2 separate regions of the Mus musculus genome follow, and region 2 is linked to region 1. The links are chromatin loops, found by intact Hi-C in ENCODE. Cell type or tissue: gastrocnemius. All regions are shown on one strand. Links, peaks and the distances in the headings refer to the core of each region. The heading gives the core; the rest is flanking DNA. Region 1 overlaps Uvrag (UV radiation resistance associated gene). Region 2 has its middle 18 kb from the start of Gm19656.

Region 1 (8,000 bases), core at 1-8,000:
AATGACCTGAAAGGGATGATGTGCGATGTAAGAGAACGTAGACTGTAAATGGTCCAGACAGAAGGGGTTTAACTGCTGACAAAAGCAAGTACGTGATAAACTAGTACTTTTTGGCTGTTGTGATGAGATATCTGAGAAGAGAGATTGAAGAGAGGCAGGTTTATTTTAGCTCACAGTTTGAAGGGATACAGTTGATCTGGACAGGAAGGCGTGGCTGCAGGATCAGGATGCATCAGTTACATTGTATCCACTGTCAGAAAGTAGAGCAAGTGCTGGCCCTGAGCTTATTCCCGTGGAGAGTCCAGCCCACCTGATGTTATACTCCCTCCCCCACCCCCCACCCCCCACCCCCACCCCCACACCCCTCACCTCTCATTTCAGCCACACGGTTTCTCTTTAATGGTGCTAATCTCTTCAATACTTCAAGCTGCTTTCACTGAACTCTTCTTGCTTCCAACTGTAAATCTGACGAGGCTGTTCCTCAGACTTTCTGCTCTGCGAACCTGACTGAGAGCAGTGAGCAGAAACCACACCATACATACCCTGGTCCTGATGGGGTCCATTTTGTGAGCATCATCCCCACTGTCCATGCTTCTTATGGTTTCCACACTCCCATCAGAACAGCCCATTAAGTTATTTTAGCATTGTAGAGTTTCTTTCATCCAAAGCTCCAAACTCTTCTACATCCTACCATAACCCAGTTCCAAAGGCCCCGAAAGCCAAGCTATCAGGTAGTCAGCAGCAGCCTCTCTCCCGGTACCCTTCCATACTGGCCTGGCTACATTTCCTTTTGCTGTGACAGAGCACCTGGCAGAAAGCAACTCTAGGAGGGGGCAGGTACTTGGTCTGAGGAGATTCACTCCATCATGGAGGGGAGGGCATGGCCGCAGCACAGTGAGGTAATGAGTCAGGAGGCAGAGAGAGAGGGATGTGAGTGTGAGAAGCTCGGCTTGCGTACACTTCCCCCCTTTTATTATCTAGTCGGAGACCTCAGTCCTTGAAGTGGTGCTGCCCACAATGGGCAGTGGATATTTTCATCCTCAGCTAAGTCTCTGGAAACACTGTCGCAGGCAAGTCCAGTCCAGTGACAGTGATTGATCCCACAGTGAGTTTATGTGTTATAAGAGATCAAATCAGGTGGTGGCAGTGCACTTGAGAGGCAGAGGCAGGAGCATCTCTGAGTTTGAGGCCAGCCTTGTCTAGGGCAAGTTCCAGGATAGCTAGGGTTGCACAAAGAAACAACAACAACAACAACAACAACAAAACAAATAAACAAAATCAAAGTAGACTATTGTTACTCAGAATGTGCTCTTCCCACTCTGACCAGTCTGCCTTCAGTTTGTGGGTGTGCTGAGGAGAAACTTTTACAAAATTTTATAAAATTTTTTATTATCATTGTGACATTTTTAAGGGATGCTCTTTGAAAGTATCAGATCTCAGTGGCTGGAATGAAGAACTTCAGCAATGGCTGCTTCCCCAGAGGGGTTGAAATGTCACAGAAGTGATGTGTGGTGTCGATTGAGATTGTCTGTTTGACAGGAGGTTACAGATATTAAACAGCTGTAGGATTTAGTAGAAAAACTTGAATTCTAGTCAGCCATGGTGGCAAATAGAGGCAAGGAGATTAAGAAGGAGTTCAAAGTTAGCCTCTGCTACATAGAAAGTTTGAGGCCAGCCTGAGCTACATGACACTCTCTATCTAAAAACAAAAAATAAAGCACACCTATGTGTACATGTTCAGAATTAAAGAATTCCTGGTAATTGCTAGAGGTTTCTGATTAGCGAAGGGAAATAGAGGGCTGGAAAGACTTAAGGAAAAAAAAACGCTTTGTCCACATGGTTTCACATGGTAGTGTTAAATGTGATGGAGTGAGACGGCAGCAGTGTGTCCACATTTGTGGCCCAGGTAGTTGTGAGTGACGGTGAGACGTTTAATCTTGAAGGTTACAGGGCTTTGAGAACGGCACATTTCTAAGAACATGAATTCTGGACCAGAGTTTCTAGAGTCCTGGTGCAGCCTTTGCTGTCTGCCACAGCATTGTCCACTCTACCTTCCAGTGTGGTGTGCACAACTCACTGTGTGTGTGCGTAGGGGGAAGTCTTTGAAAAGCACACACCAGGACTCGTGATCCAGTGTTCAGTCCCTTGCTTAATCGTCTGCTGGCATCATTGAGGACTCCTTTATTCTAATTAACTTGGTGTAATAAAATTTCATATTAATTTTATGTAATACAGTTTCATTGACTTGGCAAGTGTGTCTTTGAGTGACTTAAATCTTTATCTACTCTCCCCTTCATCTCTGTTCACTACCCCAGCATTGAGCACCTACTGCATACCTATTAAACTAAGAATGGTGAGACTAAAGAATGTAAAATACAGAAGAACAGTCATTTTGTCTGTGTGTGTGTGTGTTAAAGAGGAAAGGCAGTATGTATGTATTCCAGACCACGGTCTTCACTGAGTTGATTAAAAGGTTATCTTGGATGGTGAGTTGCATGGGTTCTGCAGTGATGTAGGTGAACTTTGAACAAACGTTGGAGACCCCAGAGACACTGGTAGCTTGAGGGCTGTGCCTGGGGGAATGGCTGCTGGATGGGATCAGGAGGTTGGGAGATAAAATCGGCTTTGCAGTCTGCTTACAGCCTTTCAGGACTTTTCCTGTAACGTGTGCAGGTCGGCTCCCTGGCCTGGGTTTCTTTTTGGCAACCGCTCTTCTGGGAGGCTGCTGGCTGCCATCTTGGGTAACTGGGAAGTCAATAAGAAACACCAGCTTCAGAGTCAGGCTGCTCTGGATTTCACCTTGAGTTGACTGCTGCTTACTGAGGGGGCCCTGGGAAAACTGGCTCTGTTTCTCATGCGTAAGTGCAGGAAACCAACTGTACCTCAGCCCTCAGCTGGCTGGGGTTAAATTAAACATGAGAGTTGTGTATATGAGGAGGCTGGCATGTATGCAGAGTTCAGCAACCAATGGGAATGATGCTCACTAGGTAGGATCTGAACCCCACAGAGAGTGTGCACACCTCGAGTGCTCACCACTGTACTGGCACGGTGCTCCCAGCCCAGGCCTGCCATGCTTGGGCAGAGAATGCTGGTGTAGCAGCTTTGTTTAGGACTATCATAGCTTGGGAATTAAAATTTTGAGAGGGAGGTATCTCCTTCAGTCTAACTCTCCTGTCTTAACCTTGTGGTATTTAGTTTTATACAACTTACCCTGGTGGGACACTTAAATTATCTGACAGATTGTAAAAAATTTAGACTGCAGAATTTTCTTTTCATGCCAAAAACTGCAAAAGCAATGTCCAGAGGGATCCAGTAGGTGGCGCTGCTTTCTCACTTTAGTGAAAAGAAAATTGGACCAGGAATGGAATTCAAGTCAAAATGTTCAACATTTTTCAAATGAAAGAAACAGATTGAAATCACAACTTGCTGAGTTTCACACATGTAATCACGTAAATGGTCATCTCGAGTAGATGGTGAGGCTGACAATGGCTGAGGGACAGAGGGACGAGAGCAAGCTTCCCATCTGTTTTGAGTCCTGGTCCTACACCTTTGAAATGTAGGTGCTCTGACTTACAGCCCAGCTTTGGACAATGCTTATTAACCAATCACTTAGCCTCTTAGTGTTAGCTGCCGCATCTTGAAAGTCAAGAAATTCTAGTTTGCTCCAGGGAGCCAGGCATGGCTGCATGCACCTGTGGTCTCAGAAGTTGAGAGGCCAAGGCAGGAGGTACTCAAACTCAAAGCCAACATGGGCTTCATCATAAGATCTTGCCTTAAAAAAAGAAAAAAAGGAAAAAAAAAGCATGAACTATTGGAATTTTCTAGCCCAGTGCCTCCATTTCATAAATAAAGAAACGGAGGCTCAGGAGCCTTCTGGCCTCTCAGGCTTGCATGTAAGTTAGTGCCATGCTGTAGATGATAGCTGAGCACAGCTGTAATTACATATGATCAGCACAGCTGTAGATAGTGTACTAGAACCACTGTATACGTCAGCCTGTAAGGACTTCTCTGAGTAATCTCAGCCCATCTTTACAGCAGTCACAGAGAAGGCAGGGCAGGGCAGGTCTGCTTCGGGCTATGTGCATTTGAAACACAGAGGTCAGCTGACTTTCTATACCTGTGACTCACCCATCTCTATGCAGGATTGACGCTTGTGTTCTTCACTTTAGAAGCCTCTGGACAGACAGACAGACCACCGTGGGCAACCGGGCCAGCTTGTTATAATCTTTTGGAGGGTCTGTCCCCCTTTTTAGGGTACACAACAATCCTAATGCCTGTCTCTGATGCCAGGGTCAGGCGCCTGCGCCTGCCAGGGATGCAGTAGGGAGCCGCCATGGGAAGGAAGAGCGGGCTGTGTGCTAGGATGAGGGCATGGTGGACATGGGAATCAGAGCGCGGCTCTACCTCCCTTTAGACTCCTTTCTTCATTCTGCTCTGTAACCTGGGGAAAGGTAGCGGCTATCCTTTTTACCTTTCCATTTCTTTTGGGGATTTCTAAAGTGCTGTATTTCCTTAGCTGTGAGGGGTGCTGGTGGTATCTTCTTTGCCTTACAGTCACTGAAGTAGACAGGGGTGGGGTGAGGTGTGAGGGGTGGCGCAGAACCTGGAAAAGTGAAGAGGTTTTATTTAATTGCCCTTCTAAGACTGACTGAGAGGTTGGACAGTGGCTGTTCGCTCTTGGTCATCCTGCACTGGGTCTAGCTTGATGGCAGAGAGCATCCTGCCCTGTAGTACACAGCAGAGCACTTAGAAGTTAGGATTTTTTAAGTTCAGCCTGTCTTTGATTGACACCGAGCTGGGCAGTAGATCATTTCTGCTCAGACTTTTAAACAGTTGGAAAACCTTTTCTTTTTTGTGAATATAAATGTTTTACCTGTATGTATGTAAGTGTACCACTTGGAATTTGAGTTATAGATGGTTATGAGCTACTGTGTGGGGGCTGGGAATTGAACCTGGTCTTCTGAAAGAGCAGTAAGATGCTCTCAGCTGCTGAGCTATCTCTTCAGTCCTGAAAAAGTGGAGAACTTTTCAAAGTTGTTCTTATATGTATCTCAGTCAGTCATCATTTGTGTCTCCAGTAAACAAGACAGGCTGGACAGATAGATAGTCAGGGCTGTCTGTTTGCTGCCTGTGTTATTCTAACACATCTTGGTATCTGACCTTGTAAACACCGGTGAGCTTGTTTCAGAACCATCCTTGGTCCACTACTGCATCAGGCAGGGGCGGGCCTTTGAAAACCTCCCATTGCCAGCCTCATTGCCAAGTCCTTTAAATGGCAGACATTATAGTAGATGCAGTGCGTATATTCATTTAATGTGGAGCAACTCCACGACACGGCCATTTTCAGTGGATGGGCAAAGCGCCTGGGAAGAAATCGTCAGGCTATGGACGCAGGATTGCACAGCCAGTAGGTAGGCAGCAGGCTTTTCATTTGAGCGCTGGTCTGACTCCCTTAGAAACTTGTATCTCTGAATTGGGCCACGTGGTGTCTGCATTCCCTCCCACTTGAGGTGGTGGGTCCCAGGCCTGTAGTTTCACATTCAATTAGAACTGTCCACTAGCAGTGCAGAGAGCTGGAGGAGAGCTCTCAGGCCAGTGGCTCGTTAGGCTGACGAGGTATTGCTAAAGCAGAGACGTGCTGGGAACTGAAGCCGTCACCCCGCCCAGACCCACTGACGTCACATCCATTAGTCACTGCATTTGGCCTCCCTCTGGCTCTCCCACTCCCCTTTCTTCTTGGATCAAATTAACTTTTTTGACAGATGTTTGGAAAATAGTCTTATCCTGTAATTTATATTTATAAATCCTTCTGCTACAGTGTGGTCCCCATTCTCCGCCTTCATTGAAGCCAGAAAATAACCTGGGAGAAGGCCTCGTTTCCTGTTATGAGTTTGGAGGCTCTTGTCTTCGTAGCATACTTTTTGAGCTTTTGAGAATTGTATGTAGCACCAGGAGGTGGGAAGCCAAGAGAGATGCTTCGGAGAGATGCTTTAGACTCTTCAGAGGTAAACACCATCAGCCTGAGGTTTGTCCTCCCCAGACTCAGAGCTGAGCCTTTTGTTTGTTTAAAATCCTTAGTCTCTTTTAGATTAGATTTGGAATGAAGACATTCTTAGCTCTGAAAAGTCAGTGCCATTCAAGCTTCCCCACAAGCCGGGCCCCTTACTCCGTCCAGTGATGATGGTTAGCCACACCACTGCTGCCCGCTCCTCCTCCCTCATGTCTGCTGGCTTCTCCCTCATGGCTCCTCCTCCCTCATGTCTGCTGGCTTCTCCCTGGTTATAGGAGATTTTAGATGTACTCTTTCTGCCTCTAAGGTATATGCTCCTGTGTGCGCCTTGCACGTCTTTGTGTGTCTGTGTATACCCATGTGCATATGTAGGTATGGAAGCTAGGGGTCAGTGACAAGTGTCTTACTTTACTGTTCTCTACATTATTGACGTCATCGTCGGGGACCCAGTCTCTCACTGAACCCAGAGTTCATTGGCCTGGTGAGGCTGGAGTGATCCACCTACCTCAGCACCCCAAACCAGTTACAGACACATAACAGCTCTACCTGGCTTTTACCGAACAAGACAGCATGCTTGTCCGGCGGGCATTTCCCTGGCCAAGGGTTCTCCCCAGCCCGCTGTCTCACTTGTATGGTCTCAGGCTCTAGTGCTTTTTCTGCCTGGCCACATTTTTCCAGGAATGAATGCAGTCCACTTGAGTTCTGTTCCTCCTCTCTGCTCTGCCCTGCTGTAAAATGGACACCACACTCCAGAGGCGGCCACTCCAGCAGGCCCTCCTGTCCTTCTGAAAGTAGCAGCACCAAGACTCTTAGTCTACTTTCTGCTTGAGTGTTTATAGTTGTGACTTCTTACTTTAAACCCAAGAACCTTAATTTAAAAGAACCTTCCTTATTGCTTTGAATGCTCCTTAAAAAGCAGTAATGCCCATTTCAGGACTCACGTGTCTTCGCTTACATTGCTGTCCTTACTGCACAGTGCTTCTCACGGTTTCGAGAGAGGAAAGGCACGTCTGAAGCTGTGGCCACACTGGGGGCAGGAGGGTGTCCATACTGAGCTCAGTGTCTGAGAAGAGGTCTCCCCCTCCCTCTTTAACGGTTCAGCATCTGGGCTTCATCAGAGCCCAGGCAGAGGGTGTCCAAGACCTGCAGACGCTTAGCAGAGACACTTGCCGTTTTACTCAGTTTCAACTTGGCCAACACTTGAAAGCGCATTAGTGTCCGTGCACATGTGCACATGGGACCCAGGCTGTCTGTGGATCCAGCAGGTAGCCCTCCTCACGCATAGTGTAACCAGCCTACTGCAACCATAGAAAGGACACTTCCCCATATGTGGGATAAGCCGTCAGCTTTGTTTTATTGTCTTTTATTTTTCTTCTTGCCTATCTGATTTCTTATTCTGTCCAGGTTGGTGAGTCTGGGCTGTGCAAAGTTCACTTGCCACTCAAAGACGGTGCGCCCAGCATTGCTGGAAACCTGCAGGGGATCGCTTACGCTGTCCTCAGGCTCTGCCAGACTTTTGTTCTCCTTAGCCCATTGTATCCGGATTTTCTTAAAAACTTTCATTTGTTTGTGTGTGTGTGTGTGTGGGGGGGGGGGCATTAGAGTCTGCAGAGCTTGGAGTTACAGGTGCTTCTGAGCTTTTGACCGGGCGCTAGGAGGTCACCTCCAGTCCTTTTAGCCCCTCACCCCCCAGCCTCCCAGTCTCCCCACATAGCTCCTTCCTGGCCAGCTGGACTTTGGTCAGGTGCTTCAGAGACTGGTGCACCCTCCTGGCCCCAATTGAGTAGGTTCCTCCCCTCTGCCACAGTGACCCTTTGTCCAATAGTACCAGTGCCCACCCCTCTCTTAGCCCAGGCTGTCTCACGTCATCCCCTCTCTCTTTGAACCAGTAACGATAGAACCTGCCAGTGTCCACTCCTTCACTGTGGGCTTTGGTTGTTTTCCATTTCTAAAATGTTAATGTACTTTGTTGTTTCAAATCAAGGCAGTA
Region 2 (16,379 bases), core at 5,225-13,224, 340 kb after region 1:
TGCTCATGACACAAAAACAAAAACAAAACAACAAATCGTTTCCCGTTGCCTGGGGACAGATTTTCCTACCCAAGAGCCAGTAGCTTCCACACACCGGTCCACATCATCCACAACTCCCAGTGTGGGCCAAGGTGTGGTGGGTCAGTCTGCCCACCACGGCCTGCGGGAGGGGCCAAAGCATAGAGTCCATATAAATTAATTTAATTGGTCCTATTATCACGTTGCTCCGAGCCTGCAAGTCTAATCTAGCGTTGAAGTAATTCATTGGGTGTGAAGTGTCCCCAGCCAAGACTTCCCTCTGCTCACGGAACAAACCTCTCCACACTTGGCGGAGACCCTGGGCCACTGCAGCCTGGCTCCAGCAGAGGGGTTGTGCAGGGCCAGCAGGGGAAGACTTAAAATAGCTCCAGCCTTGGCTGCCTCCCCTGGCTTTCCCAGAATGAGGCCCCAGCCCACACCCCACCAGCCCCCCAAAGCAGCACACACATGCTCAGCCACACAAATACAAGATGGAGTGACATTTGGGCCTTCGCACACCCAGAAGATGGCTTCAGAGGTACCAGGAAACCCAGGCGAACCCTACATTATAGGATATTTTGGACAAGTGGTCTTGTCTCTGCTCTGTGCCTCCATTTGCCTTCCTAAAAACATGTCCTGGCTTCTCACTTCATGAAGCTATTAGCTAGGCTTCTAAGACCGGGCCTCCTTACCTAGGACATAGACTCCCAGAATGGCTAATAGTGTGGCTGGGAGGATTAGATGAACTAGCAAGAGATGAGGGCACAATGGTATTCAGTTGGTGCTCCATAAATGTTCCCCTGTTGTGAGAGTCAGGTCGGAAGGTGCAGGGAGCCATTTGCAGCTGTAATTGCTGAGGCCAAAGTACACACTTGTTATAATTTCAGAAGTGTAGAAGGGCTTGGGATGGTGCGGCTCCCACGGAAGCTCTATCCCAGAACTAGGGGCGCCTGGGAGCTGAGAGAATGCATGTTGCCCAGCTTGCTGTGTTATGATTTGATTTGCATAATTTAAGGCACAATTATTCACACCCTGATGTCAAGCTCATTAAGTAATCAGGCACCATGAACCTGCTGGTTCCAAATCTGAGGCGGAGAAGACACAACTTTGGGGAACCTGGGGATCCTAGCCTGAGGGTAGAAGCTGGAAACTCAAGCATGAAGTCAAGTATTCACAGCACACCCACACACGCAGGGCCTGTCCCTGCCCCCTCCCATCCCAGGCACTCCTCAGGAAGGGCTGCCGGCTGCAAAAGCCTAGGGCAGGTAGAAGATTTCCTGAGTTGTCTGCTCCTCAACCCCAGATACTGAAATACCACCAAATTATTACTGCCACTACCACCACCACCACCATCATCATTAATGAGACAGGCTCTTTCTATGTAGCAGTTGCTGTCCTGAAACTCACTACGTAGACCAATCTGGCCTTGAATTTACAGAGATCCATCTTCCTCTGCCTCCCCAGTCCTGGGAGTGAAGATGCAAGCCAGGATGTCCAACGTTGTCAGCTTTTGTCTGGCTCCTGCTACTGGGTCTGAGCTTTGCCACAGTTGTATCAGTGGCTGGGGAAAGCAAGGGATGGTGGGCCCAGGCAGAGTCTCTCTTAGCAAGCAGCAATGTGCCCATCTCCCTAACTCAGAAAACACAGAGGACTCTAGCTCCAGCTCAGGGAAGGATCTTGGGAAAAGGAGAGGCCTGGCTTAGGACAAAGGAGCACAGCCCTTGTCCTGCTCAGAGTGGTGAGCACACCGACCTTTCTTTGGGCTTGCTCAGGTCTCAGTCTCCCCCTCAGCAATGGGCTGCTACGAAAGCCGTATGGACTCCGTGACTCACAAATCCCCTTAGAGACTTGGTGCTCTCTAGGCGTTCCCAAGACAAATGGCTTCAGAACTCAGCCCCGGAGACACCAAGTTAGGAAACATTCAAGCAGCCCCTCCCATCGAGGTCCCCATCTCAAGAAGAGGCCCATAGTGATGAACCTTGACCCTGCTTAAAGCCTATGGGGAAATTCTCTTACAGGCCGGATCCCAGAACCCAGACCTCCCTACCCACAATGCAACCTTCCATGTTCTCTTAGCACGACCCACTGGGTAGTTGGGAGCGGGGCAGTTGCTCTGTCCTTCTTCCCCTTTCTTTTCTCCCCCAGCACCCAAGGCTCAGCATAATCCAGGCACAAACGTTCAGACCACATTCACATCTGCCAATGGGCGAGTGGTAAGGGGGACTTGGGGGATGGATGGGGACATAAAGTGACATACTTCCTCTCTACTCTCACTCTAGGGCTGCCAAGGCTCTGGGGGAAAGTGGCAGGCCATACTTCCACCTTGGATTCTCTCCCTCTCATCCGTGTTCCCATCGCTTCACTGAAGTGCTTAGAAACTCTGCCTTTGCTTTCAGACGGGCTGAAGAGTGTCAGGCCGTCGGAGAGTGCTGAGAACTCCAGAAACATGCATCGGGCTTGCAGAACGGCACCCAGGAAACAGTGCCCTGTGTGTGGGAGCTGGTGTTTTGTTTTATTTTACTGTTTGGCTTGTCTAATCCATGCCCTGGGAATGGCGGAGCTCAGCTCAGCCCCACCTGTCTTTACCCTTAAAACACAGTGCTGACGTCACATGCTGGCTCTCAGCCACGTCTCTGAAGGGCACGAGGCCAGGGATGCCACAGGAGCCAAGTGAAGGCAGTTCTGAGGTTGTGGAACCCAAGCAGGAGGTCCCAGAGCCCCCTCCCTGTTGCCGTCTTAAGTGTCCCAGACTGGTCTCAAACTCCCTGGGTAATGGTGCTTTTGATCCTCCTACGTGGGATTGTAGGTGTGGCCCACCAGAGCCTGTTATGTAGTACCAGGAGTCAGATCCAAGATTTCATGCATGCTAAGCGAGCACTTTAACAGCTAAACTACATTTTAGTCTCAGGTTGTGGTTTGAATGTGTCCTGCAGAGTCTGAATGCAAAGAACTTAGCACCCCACTACAAAGCACTGTGAAGTAACTCAATCAGAAGGAGCCTCCCTCCTGAGTGGATTCATATGGAGTGTGCTCCATACGAAAGGAGTTACCATGTTATAACTCAGCAGGAAGGCCCTCAGAGGATGTGTTCTCAGTCTTGGGCTGCCCTAGCTCTGAACCAAATCCCATCCCTGTATATTACACATTACTCAGGCCGTAGCATTCTGCTACAGCAACACAGAACAGACTAAGACACCAAATGGGGAAGACACACCATGTGTGAGGAGAGACCTATGCCATGCATGGATTCCGCTGGGCTTTCCCCGCCCCTCTTCAGGAGGGAAGCACATTGGCTGTCAGCACTTGTGCGTGATGATCTTGTGAGATAAGCTGGTTGACTCCCAGAGAAGGAAGATACAGCCCTCACCTCAAACTGGGACAACTCTGTGTCTCACCCACATCCTAGAGTTCACTGGCCACTACAGCTCGGTGTCTCCCCAAGCCCAGGACTGATCCCCTTTCCCTTGTATAGGAGAGATTCTGAGAGTGCTCCCAACATCCAGTCTGCATGTCAGCCTCTGCCACAGAGGCTGTGCACAGGGGAGCAGCTGTCCCTGATGGATGCTGACCACAGATCATCATCTAACTGAGGAGGAGATGGACCTACCGCAATGGCAGACAGGGACAGTTTGGAAGAGTCGGGAGAGCCAGACATGGCAGAAGCTCACTGGATCAGCCTCCACGGGCTTTGACTGCCGGCTTGGTTGCTGCAGGGTCGATAAGGGGAGATAGGGATCTGAGAAGATTTTAGGCCCAGCTCTGAATGGGTAGTGAGGTCATTAACAGACCTGAAGAAACATGGAAGAGAGGTAACTGGATGAAGTAGGGAATGTAGATTAAATTTCTGAAATGAGGAAGCTGTGGAAAGCCAAGGAATGAACCCCAGGCATCTGTGAAATAAATGTCTGAACTAGGGGCTGGGAGCATCTTAAGAGACTGTGAATCTTTGAAGGAAGGACCTTGTGGGGGTCTCTCTACAAACCTATCTAGCCTAAACCTGGCTAGGGTGGGTAGATGGATGGATAATGGACTGATGAGTGGATGGATGGATAAGTGAATGGATGGTAGATGAATATACGATGAATATATCAGTATGGATAATGGATATGTGAATGGGTGTGCAGATACACATATGAGTGGATGGATGGATGGATAGATGGATGGATGGATGGATGGATGGATGGATGGATGGATGGATGAATGGATGAGACAATGGGTGGGTGGATGAAGGGAGTGATGAGAGGATGGGTGGACAGATGAATGAGTGGATAAATGAATAAATAGATGAACATATTGACAGATGGATGAATGAACATGCAGATAGAGGGGCATATAGATGTATGGGAAAGTGGGTGGCTATATGGATGGATTGATACATGGATGGGTGGACAAGTAGACATGTGGATGGGTGGTTAGGTAGACAGACATATGATGTATGGATGCATGGATAGATAAATGGGAAAGTAGGTAAATAGATGGGCAGATGGATAAATGATAGGTGGCAAGATGGACATATGGATAGATATCTGGATAGCTAGATAAATGGATGGATGGTTGGACAGATGGACAGATGGGTAAGTGGACAGACTGACAAACAGACGTGTTCCCTGCAGCACCTCAGACCGACTGATAGTGGGGATTGGGCCCTTTTCTGATGCTCACTGCCTGATCCAGGCCTCAGTATCTTGTCTCCTGCCTTAGCCATGAACCTCACTGGCAAATTGGAAAAAGGAGTGGTGAGGACAGCTGTGTTGAGAACCCACAAATCTTAGCCAGCATGGTTGGGGACACTGAACAGTGGCTATGTCCTGAAAAAAGAAAAACTGGGGCCCATGGGACTTGCTCACTCACCCAAATGCATGCCTTTAGGCGGGGCTTCAGGTGGAAATGAACTGGGTTTGAAGCTAAAGCTTGATTTCATTTCCTCCAGAGAGGTACTGAGTACTTAGTACTCAGAATCAGTCGGGCTCACTCTGTGGGTCCCCCCCCTCCCCCAGCAACCAAATGAAATGGGAGAGGCCTACTCTCTTGGGTGTGGGCAAGGTGTGTCACAAATTAAGAAACTATGAGTATGGTCAGCTTTCCAACCCTGTGGATAGCTGGCGGGCACTGTCTCATCACCCAGCCCCCTGCAGGTCTTGCTGATGTCAGTGGGTTGCCAGTCAAGCGGTGGCCTGGGGCAAGGGATCAGAGCTGAGATAGAGGTTGCTAAGATGAGACCATGTGAAGCAATGTGGGCTGAACACAACCTGACAGGCCTCTCCCCCTACCCTTCCTGGGGTGCTCTGGCTGAAAGAAACATGGCCATCTGTCTGCCTATATGCAGATCCCCACCTGCACACCCATTCCAAATGATCACAGGGAGATCCAGTCCCAAGAGTATAGGTGGGGCAGTTGGAACCCGGGTAGGGCAGAGTTTTGCCCAGTGTAGCTGGTAACAGGTTCACACACTAGAGAGACATTCCTGCTATGCCCACCCCCACCCACAACCTTTCTGAGAAGGACCTGACAAGACACTGCAAGAGGAACTCTGGTTTGCCGAGGAAACAACCACATACCTAGTCAATGACAACATGGAACTGTATGACAACAGCCATACAGGGCTGGGGGAGTCCAGAGGCAACCCACTAAAGACTCCTGGTCTGAGAGGCTTTCTAGAAGAGTCTGCTGAGTCTGCCGAAAAGAGATATCAGCACAAGGAAGGAAGGATGGGACCCACAGAGAGATACTACCTCACTGTTCACTTAGCCTGCACCCCTAGAGCCTAAGACCCCTTCTTTTCTCAGACTCACACTGTATCTCAATGATAGGGGACAAGGGCAGAAACGACAGGCCAGCGAATTGTGGACAGAAAGCATGAGAACCCTCAGGCCTGGCCGTGAGGACATCTCCTTCTCCATCACAGCAGCTGTCTGTGCTGCACGCTGTAATGTCAGGGAAGGCAAGTGCAAAGAACACAGGGAAGGGTGGGCCATCTCATGCTCTGGCCCCTCAGGACCAATTCACTCCATCATTCAGCAACTGTCAATCAAATCCCTGTTATGAGTCGCTCCCACCATCACAATCATTCTAGGAAGAAAGAATGGCTGAATATTCTTTCTCTACAAGCATACAGGGACAACTGGGGGGAAGGGACTGAACAAAACTCCAAGGTTCATTCAAAGACCAGTTCTCTGGGAACAAATGGGCAATTTGGGGTCTCAATAGATGAAGAAGAACAAAGAGACGCACACTGCATGGCGTAGCAGTAAGATTAACAATAAGGCTGGGAAGACCTCCATAGATGTGTATCCCGGTGCCCTCCGTGCACATCTCCTGGTAGGCAGCAAATGAGTCAGAGGAGCAGAAATCAGGCAGAGAGGCTATGGGGAGGGCCAAGACTGGCCCGCCTGATTTCCCACCTGTGGTGAGATGATGCTTTCTCTCTCATGCTACCTGAGGCAAGTTGGCAAGGGCACCATCCCAAGAGTTGTTCTGATTTTTCCCATCGGGAAATTAGGGAGCTCTGCTTATATATCCCACAGCTGGGCAACAGAGACCAGAGAGCCCCACCTTCCAGGGCAGGGTGGGGGTAGATAGAGGAACCCCCATCCTGAGAGCTAAGTAGTTGCCTCTCCAAGTAGCTAGGCCCCATTGGTTGCAACAAGAAGCTGTGATCAGGGCCTTGTGGGAGCCACCAGGGAAACCTCCCAGAGAGGATGACCTCATCAGATGGTGTGATGCTGGCTGGCAGCAGGTGGGCACTATGTTGGGTGGCACCAAACTGACATCTCTCTTCCCCAGCAATCCTACAATGTCCTTCTCCATAGATCCCCCTGAAGATGCTCAGTTAGAGGGAGGAGGATACACTCGAGGAGGGCTCCCAGCACGGGTTACACGCTCACCCTGGGGAGAGGATAGATTAGCTACCACTGAGACCCACGCTGCACTAAGGACACACTGACAGGCGCTCCCGAAAGGGCCCGAGTAACAGGCTTGGGAGAATGGGAAGCAGCAGAGGGGCAAGGAATCAGACCTGCCTTCTGACCTGGCTCCCTGTGGACCCTCTCTGTGCCTCCTCCTCCTGCAGATCACCCAGGGCTTCCAGGTGTGTCCAACCTTTTGATGTTGCAACATGATGCTGTCACCTATGAAGTTCACACACAAGAACTCGATGTTTTAAAGAACTTTATGGTGTTGTGTTGGGTTGCACGCAAAGCTGTCTTTGAGGTATGCACCCCACAAGCTACAGTCTGGACATACCCTTTAGCTTTAGATACTGAGGGCCACCGTCTTACACGCGTTCTCGCGACCGGCCAGGAAAGACGCAACAAACCAGAATCTTCTGCGGCAAAACTTTATTGCTTACATCTTCAGGAGCAAGAGTGCAAGCCCCAAGCCCCTTGCTTACATCTTTAGGAGCCAGAGCGCCAGAGCGCCAGAGCGCCAGAGCGCCAGAGCGCCAGAGCGCCAGAGCGCAGAGCAAGAGCTCTATTGTTTACATCTTTAGGAGCAAGAGAGCAAGCCCCCAAAGCCCAAGCCCAAAACGAAAGCGAAACCCCGTCCCTCTTAAGGAGAGTTATCCTTCGCCTAGGACGTATCACTCCCTGATTGGCTGCAGCCCATGGCCGAGTTGTAGTCACGGGGAAGGCAGAGCACATGGGGTGGAGAACTACCTTTGGCACATGCGCAGATTATTTGTTTACCACTTAGAACACAGCTGTCAGCGCCATCTTGTAACGGCGAATGTGGGGGCGGCTTCCCACAACACCGTACCTCTAGCTTCTCATAGCTCAGGACTACAGGGACACTGAACCTAGAGTCGCCATGGGAAACTCCAGACTACCAGTCTCCTAATTGGTAGCTAAAGGACCAGAGTCACATCCTGAGCTGAGGGTCCTCCTATCACTTATTCCAAGACCCAGAAGCCTGAGTCCACTCTGGCAGCCTCTACTCTCTCCTGTGCCTGTGTTGAGCTTCTCAGAAGTAAATTGCTCCAGCCTGTTGCTGTGTCCTGCCTGTTCTATGCAGGGGCAGCTAAATCACCAATTCCCTCCTTGCCTTGTGGCACCAGTCGTCTCACTGCAGGGCTTCTTGGAAAGATCTCAGACCAAGAACATCCCAGCCCCTGGACCTTGCCAGTTCCCTGGCCTCTAGCTGGCTGTAGGTCCCTTATCAGTGTCATCAATGCCCGGGTCTGCCAAGGTGCCTGCCTGCCTCTAAACAATGGGGCTCACAGAAAAGGAGAGAACCTCACTTTTTTAAAAATTATTTTTATTTCTGATTTTGTGTATGTTGGTACATGCTGGTAGTTATGTACATGTGAGTACAGGTGTTCACAGGGCTAGTCATTCCCGAGGTGAAAGCAGTCATGAGCTACTTAATGTGGGTGCTGGGAAGCCAACCTGGGTCCTCTAGGAGAACAATGTAAGTTCTTAACTGATGGGCCATCTTTCCAGCCTCAGACCTCACCTCTTGAAGGCACTCTGCTGCAGGAACCTCGGCTAGCCACCAGAGCTCCATACCATCCCTGTAAACCCCAGGATGACCCACTGAGCTCCGGATCCCTTCAGTCATGTTCCCTGGCTTTGCAGTACTTGGCAGTGTGTGGAGCCCACTTCCATCACACATTGCTTTGTGGTACCAGTGAGATCATGCTCTCCTGGGGGTGAGTCTTCATTTCAGGAAAGCCAAGACAATAATTCCATTCTGATCTCACCAGATTGCCAGAGGCTGCATGGGAACACAGGGGCACAGAGCCTGGCCGGGTAGGCGGTGTCAAGGTGTTCCTAGGACGCTGCTCATCCAACATGGCTGCGCTGAGCCCTGTGACAGTGAATGGGGGTGAACTAGATGTCAGAGCTCTGAGTGCTCTGGCAGAGGAGACAGGTAGGGCACTCAGGTACACAGTGTGTCACAGGCCGAGGAGGACCCAAGGCAGCCCCCACTAAGTCACAGGTGCTGAGCAGCAGTTTGACTGTAGGACAATGCTGTGAGCATATCAGTGATGGGGGGAGACATGGGGACAAGCATGACCAGGCCAGGGGACCTAGGCAGATTTGCATGCTAAGAGGACGTGGGTATCTGTCACGGACCCTCCTGAGAGGCTGAAAACCTATGGGTGACCTGGTCAAGAAAAGATTTTAGCAAAAGAGGTTGATGGCTGGATCAATAGTAAAAATGTCCTCCTGGGGGTGGGGGAAGGACTTTGATTAACAGTTATGGAAAAGACCTACAGTTGGGGGAGAGGTGTGTAGGAAGTTCTGTCCTAGCCTGGCAGATGGTGAGGAAAGGAATGGAGAGATGGTGGCAAACCGACTTAGGAGGAAGGGACTGGGTGATAGAGGAGCTCCCTGTCTGGTACACTAGAACCTTCCTATTCTACTAACCTATCCAGTAACTCAGGCCAGCCCCTTCCTCTCTGGACCTTGTTTCCCCATCTGGGAAATAGGAGCTAGGGCCAGAAGAGCCCAGAGGCCCAGCCCCAAGCTCATACCACTGTCCTCAAGAGGCTTTAAAGTACTGGCCTTTCATGCTTCAGGAGTGGGGGCATTCACCTCCCCCTGGTCCCCACAATCCATCCTTTCTCAAAGTACGGGCTCTGGAGTTAGAGGGCCTCACCCACCCTCAGGTGAGGGCAGGTAACCTAGTCCAGTAGACTGCATGTACAGAGCTACAGCGCCACCTACTGCCCATCTGGAAAAGCCCACCAGGTTCAGGCTTTTGGACCCAAATCCCTGTGGACTGAAGCACATCTGGCCCCTCCTCAGCCCAGGCCTCTAGGAGGACTCTGAGCACATCAGCTCTTTCCAGGAGCACACGGTGTGGGAAAGCATCACCTCCCCTTGCTTCCTCCAGGGATGAGCCTCCATTCTGTTCAGTTCATTCTCTCTGGCCCCACAGCCAGTCTATGTGGAAAAGCCCACTCCTTCTCTGATTTCCCACTGCTGCTACCTTGGCCCCAGGCACTGGGTCTCATTCTTGTCAAGTGAAGACTGGAGAGCCCAGCTTCTCTAGTAGTTTTTCCAAGGCCACAAACTGGTCGGCTCTTTCCAGCGTGCTGCCCTCCAAACTCAGTATTTCAATGATGCACAGTGACACACATCTGTCAGAGGCCACCTCTTGGTCTTTGCATATGCTGCCCTTTGAATTCTTTGTCTTTCAAAACTTTCCTTAACTGTTTTCAAAAAAGCCTACCCACCCATTGGGCCTGCACACCCCACACTGTGCAGTATGGATACCAGGGCTTCTGGTGGTCGGGACAGAAGGTGCACTGAAAAGCTGCCCCCCCCCCACACACACACATCCCTACAAGCCCAAGAACATCTACTGGCTGCTTCAGGGGCTGGAGGAGAGGGTGTGGAGGATTCAAGACCTCAGGAAGCACCTTGCACCCTGGTACCCCACTGTCCTCAGTGGGAGATGGGGCGTCTCAGTGGATTGTGGAGGTGACCCTGAGCCCCCCTCCAAGTCTTACTGATCCTCAACCTGGAAGTGAAGAGCCCCCATCCTCATCACATGCCATGCTGACCTGTGCTGACTGACCATGATTGCTTGTGGTGGCAGGGGAGGATTGTGGGGGGGGGGCATTGTGCGGGCAGCCTTTTAGGAAGGCAGGTATGCACTCCTCTGTGTAGGTGGCTGGGCAGAGGCACTTCCACTTGAGTCCAGTTACTGTGCTCACTTCCCAGTTGGGAAACTGAAGCATCCCAAGGCCAGAGAGAAGGGCCTGCTCTATTCACTTCGCCTTTGGCAGCGCTGTAGGCTGAGGGGTAGCTCACACTTAGATGAGCACAACGGATAGCCAATACACACACAAACGCGTGTTCAGCATCTGTAACTGTCAGGAAAATACAGATCAAAACTACAAGGAGAATCCGTCTCACCTCAGGACAGCTATCATCAAGAAAGCAACTAAGAAAGAGCACAGGCATGGGGTGAGAGGAGCTCTTACATCAGAGGTTCTCAACCTGTGGGTCGAGAAGGAGTCACATGTCAATATCCTGTATATCCTGTACATAACGACTCATAACAGCAGCAAAATCACAGTTATGGAGTAGCAACGAAATATTTTATGGCAGGGGTGGGGTCCCCACAACACGAGGGAGTGTATTAAAGGGTCACAGCGTTAGGAAGGTTGGGAACCACTGTATACACTGCTGATGGGATTGTAAATGATTGTAGCCACTACGGAAGTCAGTATGGAGGTTCCTGGAAAAACTAAAAAGAACTGTCATGTGCTCCAGCTGTGCTTCTCCTGGGTAAACACTCAAAGGGACTGAAGGCCAGCATGTAATTAAAATTCCTTCACATCTGTGTTTACAGTGACACTAGTAACAACAAGCAAATCCTGGGGTTGGCCTCTTATAGATGAATGCGTGAAGACACCGTGAGCAGATGAGCACAGGGTTATTCTTGTTCAGTTGTACCTGCAGGAAAAACGATGGACCTGGGAATCATTATGACATGCAGAATAACCAAGCGCAAAGACAAGCACTGTGTCTTCTTTTGTATCCAGGATCTAGAAAATGCAGCATAAATGTAGATGGGGACCATGAGAGAAGAGGGGACGAGCCTGGGGGAGGAGCGTAAGAAAATAGTCAAGAGTGAGGTACCACAGGTGCACACATGAAGTTCATTGTGTCACAATGAACCCATTGCTTTACAGGCCAAGGCCAGCTGCAGTGGAGGCTGTGGAAGTAGCTCTAAGTTCATGAACTGCTTGCTCAGCATGCATGAGGCCCTGGGTTTGATCCCCAGCACCAGGTGAAAGCAGGCATAATGACACAGTCCTGTAATCCTAGCAATCAGGGGGTAGAGACAAGAGGATCAAGAGTTTAAGGTCATCTACAAGTCAGAGGCCAGCCTGGGCTATATGAGACCCCCGTCTCAAAGCTAAATTATAATGAAAGAGAAAAGGTAATCACGGGGGCGGGGGGGTGTGGGGGTGTGGGGACAGTTGCCAACACAGAGATTCCAGGCCATCTCCTAGAGACTAAGACAAGCAGGCAGCCCATGCTCCACATACATGTTGAATGCATTAGGAAGTTCCCTGGGCTGATGAGATGATAAAACTAGACCAGACAGGGTGGGGATGCGAAGGGCTGGGCTTAGAAGGGAAGGGTTTGAATCCAGGAGCAGAGTTCTGCAGCTGGGAAGTTAACCTCTGCGTTCTGGTTTCCTCTTGCCTCAAAGAGAGATGCTGTCCAGCTCCTGTAATATCAGAGATCTGATGAAAGTGCCTTGCAAATTTCTCCCCAACTCTCATTATTATTCCAGTCATTGCTGGTTCTCTATGAGAGAAGCCAGGCTGAGGGTGGGTGATAGGCTCAGCAGTCAGTCCCTCCTGTAACACCACCCTGAGCCAATCTCAGGGAATGAAGATCCCCCTCTTCCTCTGAGCCACACCCACCCCCTTCTCCTCCCCCTTCCCAAATCTGTAGGCTTTCCCTGGGTCTAGGCTGACTTAGTACACGTGCCATTTTCTCACCAGAACGTGTAACTTCTTCCTCCAGGGTACCTCAAAGTCAGCAATGACAGAGGGCCTAGAGGGAGGAGACAGCCCTGAGCTCAAATTTCTCTCAGAGCTGTGGGATCTTGGTCTGTGGATCAACTTCCTGAGCCCTGTAGCTCAGAAATGTGTAAATGAGCTGACATCTGCAAGGGACTGTAACATCTGCCACTGGGTTGGCCCAATCAGGTCAGGCCACCCGGGAGTTTGAGCTTGGGAGACAGGAAGGCATCACAAGAAGTGGATTTGGACTTGGGCATTCACGGGGGTGGGGGTGGGGTAAGGTGGAGTGGAAAGTTTCCTACCCCTCCCCCAAGGTCTGGCCACACTTTGTTGATGTTTATAAACGGGCAGTAAATAATCCTTGCACAGACTGTGTTATTGCTTTTCCTTTAAAAACTGAAGTGAGGTAAATTGCCCTGTGGTCTTTTCTGAAATCAATTAAATCAACACAAAGGGATTTATCAAAACATTGGCAAGCAGACCCATAGGACCAGGGATGGTCGGTGGCTGAGTCCCAGACAGGCAAGAAAGGGGAGGAAAGCAGTTCAGGGCACACTGGAAACCCTTGGATGCTTCTGGAATCTGCTGTGCTGGTACTTCTGGAACTGGGCAGGAGCTAACGACACAAAGACTGCATGGAAATCTATTTAAGAAACAGATTCCTGGGCTGCAGAGGTGGCTCAGTGGTTAAGAGCACTTTCTGTTCTTGCAGAGGATCAGGGTTCAGTTCTGGGCACCCACATGGTGGTTCATAAGTGTCTATAACTTCCATTCCGGGAGATTGGATGCCTTCCTCTGAACTCCGTGGGTACCACGCATGAACGTAGCACACATACATACATGCAGGGGAAGCACTCACGTACATAAAATAAAAATAAATATGTGTTAACGTTGGAAGGGGTAGATTCCAAGTTTTCCCATGCCACCCCTCTGCACAATAGCAACAAATGGTCCAGGAGGAATTGACACAAGAGCTCAGGCAGGAGCTTTTCTCTTCATCAGTCTTTGAAGTGCCTCAACCAGATCCTGCATGCAACTCTATTCTGTTCCCAGAGAACCAAGCCTGTGCTGTAGTGTTCCATTCTTAGACACAAGCACAGAGATGAGCAGGCACTTGGGGACACCCCCAGTGGGAGAGTCAAAGGTTTTAAAGGATAAAAGGCAAAGTAACATCAAAATCCCAGGGAGAACTAAAAAGGAATCTAGATAAGGGAGTCGACATGAAGCAGGCTTCAAACAGAAAAGAGTAATTAGTGCTCTAAAAATCGAGGTATTATAGTCATTGAACAAGAATGGGATGCTACAAAACAAGAACTCTTGGGCGTTAAATATAAAATAGCAAAAAGGGGGAATTAAGAAGAACAATTGGAAGAAAGTTTGGAGGAAAACAGAGCAGAATGATGAAGAGAAACCAGAAGAGAGGGGATAATGAGGATGTAAGGGGATTCAGCCCAGATAGCCAGAGCAATGGAAGGCTAGTCGGAAACACTGACGGTCAACAAGACAGGAGCTTATGATGGAAGCCGCCCCAGGTCAGCAAGGATGGCTCACCAGGTAAGGGCGCTTGCCTGAGCCTGATTCAATTCTTTGGAAGGCTACTGAAAGGTGCTATCCTTTGAGCCAGACTGCTTCCATCTTTGTTAAATTAGCTGTGCTTGCTTGTGAGAGAGTTCAGCACAATCTGGCCTGTGGAGATTCCCTCTGGGAAAGAGTTGGTGGGGTCAGTGGATCATCCTATGAGTACCAGCCATTCTTCCCAGCCCTCTATATGCCATTCAGCCCTAATTGAACATGACCTTTTGCTGCAGTATATAGGCTCAAAACTCTAGGGGAAGAAGACTCCACATATGTTGCTATGGGAACAATCAGGGTGACTGCTTTGGAGTCATCCACTCTCCTATAAGCAGCTCCTCATCTGTGCATGCCCTGGAAATAAGCCCCATAAACTCATTGGTTCCCCAGCATGAGCTTCAGTGAAATAAAGTTTTTGTTCATCATTAGAATCGTAGAGGGAGGGAGACATAGTTTATGTCTTCCTCCAAGGAAGGATTTTAGCAACAGGGACTCACATGGTGGAAGGAGAGAACGGACTCTTGCAAGTTGTCTTCTTATTCCCACTGGAGTCACGCTTCAGACGAGATGAGAACATGAACCAAAGTAGAGAGGAATGCAGCACCCAAGAAAGAATGTGGCTGGGAGAGCAGGAAAAGGATGGTGGAGGCCAGAGGACTTAGGATGGAAAGCAACTCATCCTGATTATACAGGCTGGGAGGCTGGGAGGCTGGGGGGCTGGGAGGGTTGGGAGGCTGGGAGAGCCTTCCAATAAACACCAGTGCACATTGAAACATGCTGAGACTGATGCTACTGCATCTGCTGTGCAGGGACAGAAAAGTAATCACAGAACACTACATGCCTGTGTTGTCAGCAGCGTTGCCTCGATCGGTTGCTGCAAAGAGTTCTGGTAGCCAAAGTTGTGATGCAATTATGCCAAGAAGTGGGGAGACACAGACTGTACAGGTGGCTGTAGAGATAACAAGGGGAGGGGATGACAGGTCAAGAAGCAGCTGGGGAGGCAGGGACAGGGCAGATCTCAGAGACACAGTGACTGACCAGCCTAACTTAATTGGTGAAGGTCAGGTGCCAGTGAGAGATGCTATCTCAAGATGGACAGCACCTGAAGAATAACACCAGGGTTGATTTCTGGCCTGTAAACACACACACACACACACACACACACACACACACACACACACACACACACACACACACACGTGCACACACATCAGAGAGAGGGGGAAGAGGGAGAGGGAAGCTAAATAATTTAAAGTTAAAAGCTGTTGTCCCCTTAGAGTGAAAAGGGATGTTACAAGGTTTCAAGACTTTCCAAAACCTATATGTGCACAACTGAACTCAAAAGATTGCATGCCTACATGCCCCTAAGCCAAGGGGCCACCAATGGCCCGAGGCAGTTCTTTTCAGTTGAAGCCTTACATTAACACGGACCAATTCCTCAGTGGCAACAGGGGTGCTGTGGAGGATGCTGGAAGCCAACTAAGTGGATGCCTTTTGATGCCTCTGTGGTCCCTGCAACCTGTAATGATGCTTTCTCCCCACACCTGCATCAGCTCTTTTCACCGCGACAAGTGCCCAGTTTCAACCGTCTAGCAGATATTTGTTGGGTCTCATCACTGCCAGCAGACTCTAAAGTCTTCTAAGGACAGTGACTTCAGCGCAGATTAGCCACTCCTTTGCCCCATATGTAAATGATCAGCAGCTACTGAGCATCAGGCTGCTGGAACAATATGACCCTTGCTGCTTAGTCATCAGAAGGGTAATCCTTAGTCTTGCTCTGCCTCATGGTTCTGGAACAACGAAAATGCTTGACAAATTGCCTGATTGAGTGGCTGGGGCTTCTACATTCCCCTGGGCTGTAGGATTTGACCAGCTCTCAGAACCTTCTAGCAAAGTGCCAAGATGTTCTGTGTATCAGCAGAGGTGATGCAGAAGAGAATGGGCTCTGAGTCTGGGAGGTATAGGACTGGGACCTGAGAAGATGTGGGGCGAAAGGATGTGGTGGTGAGGTCCCGGGGGGTTCGTGGGTGTCGTGGAGACCTGCTGTAGGAGTATGGGAGCAGGAGGAAACAGGGAGTCAGGGTATCTCAAAGCAGCTACAGAGCAGCCTGGATGGAGAAGTGACTCATCCCGGCCTGTCCCACCCAGAACTGTCTAACTCACTGCCCCTTGGTCTGGCTTCCAGTGCTGAGTTCCCCATCTGGAAAGATGTGTGAGCCAGATTCTTCCCCACCCTAGGATAGGGTGGGTGGGGTCCCAGGCCCAGGCCTCCTTTCCTTTGGCTGGTGCATAGCTG

Evidence for each region. A loop is a pair of places that touch in the nucleus more often than their neighbours do. Peaks named below come from ENCODE experiments on the same cell type or tissue, not always from the same donor. Only the 100,000 strongest peaks of a DNase experiment are listed, where the experiment ranks them.
Region 2: a loop joins it to region 1, with 4 times the contacts of the local background. A loop is called at or near these places in 31 of 42 quality-filtered maps.

What each region holds. Positions count from the first base shown.
Region 1 is chr7:99,075,039-99,083,038 of GRCm38, reverse strand. The region is part of intron 5 of Uvrag (UV radiation resistance associated gene); the gene reads left to right. Among named protein-coding and RNA genes, the nearest start is that of Uvrag, 62 kb to the left of the region's middle. In gastrocnemius, for the core only: a CTCF peak has its summit at 3,304 (motif pointing right); a DNase peak (open chromatin) is centred at 3,315; H3K27ac peaks cover 831 bases.
Region 2 is chr7:98,736,843-98,753,221 of GRCm38, reverse strand. No RefSeq gene overlaps it. Among named protein-coding and RNA genes, the nearest start is that of Gm19656, 18 kb to the right of the region's middle. In gastrocnemius, for the core only: no CTCF peak of the experiment used is centred there; a DNase peak (open chromatin) is centred at 9,681.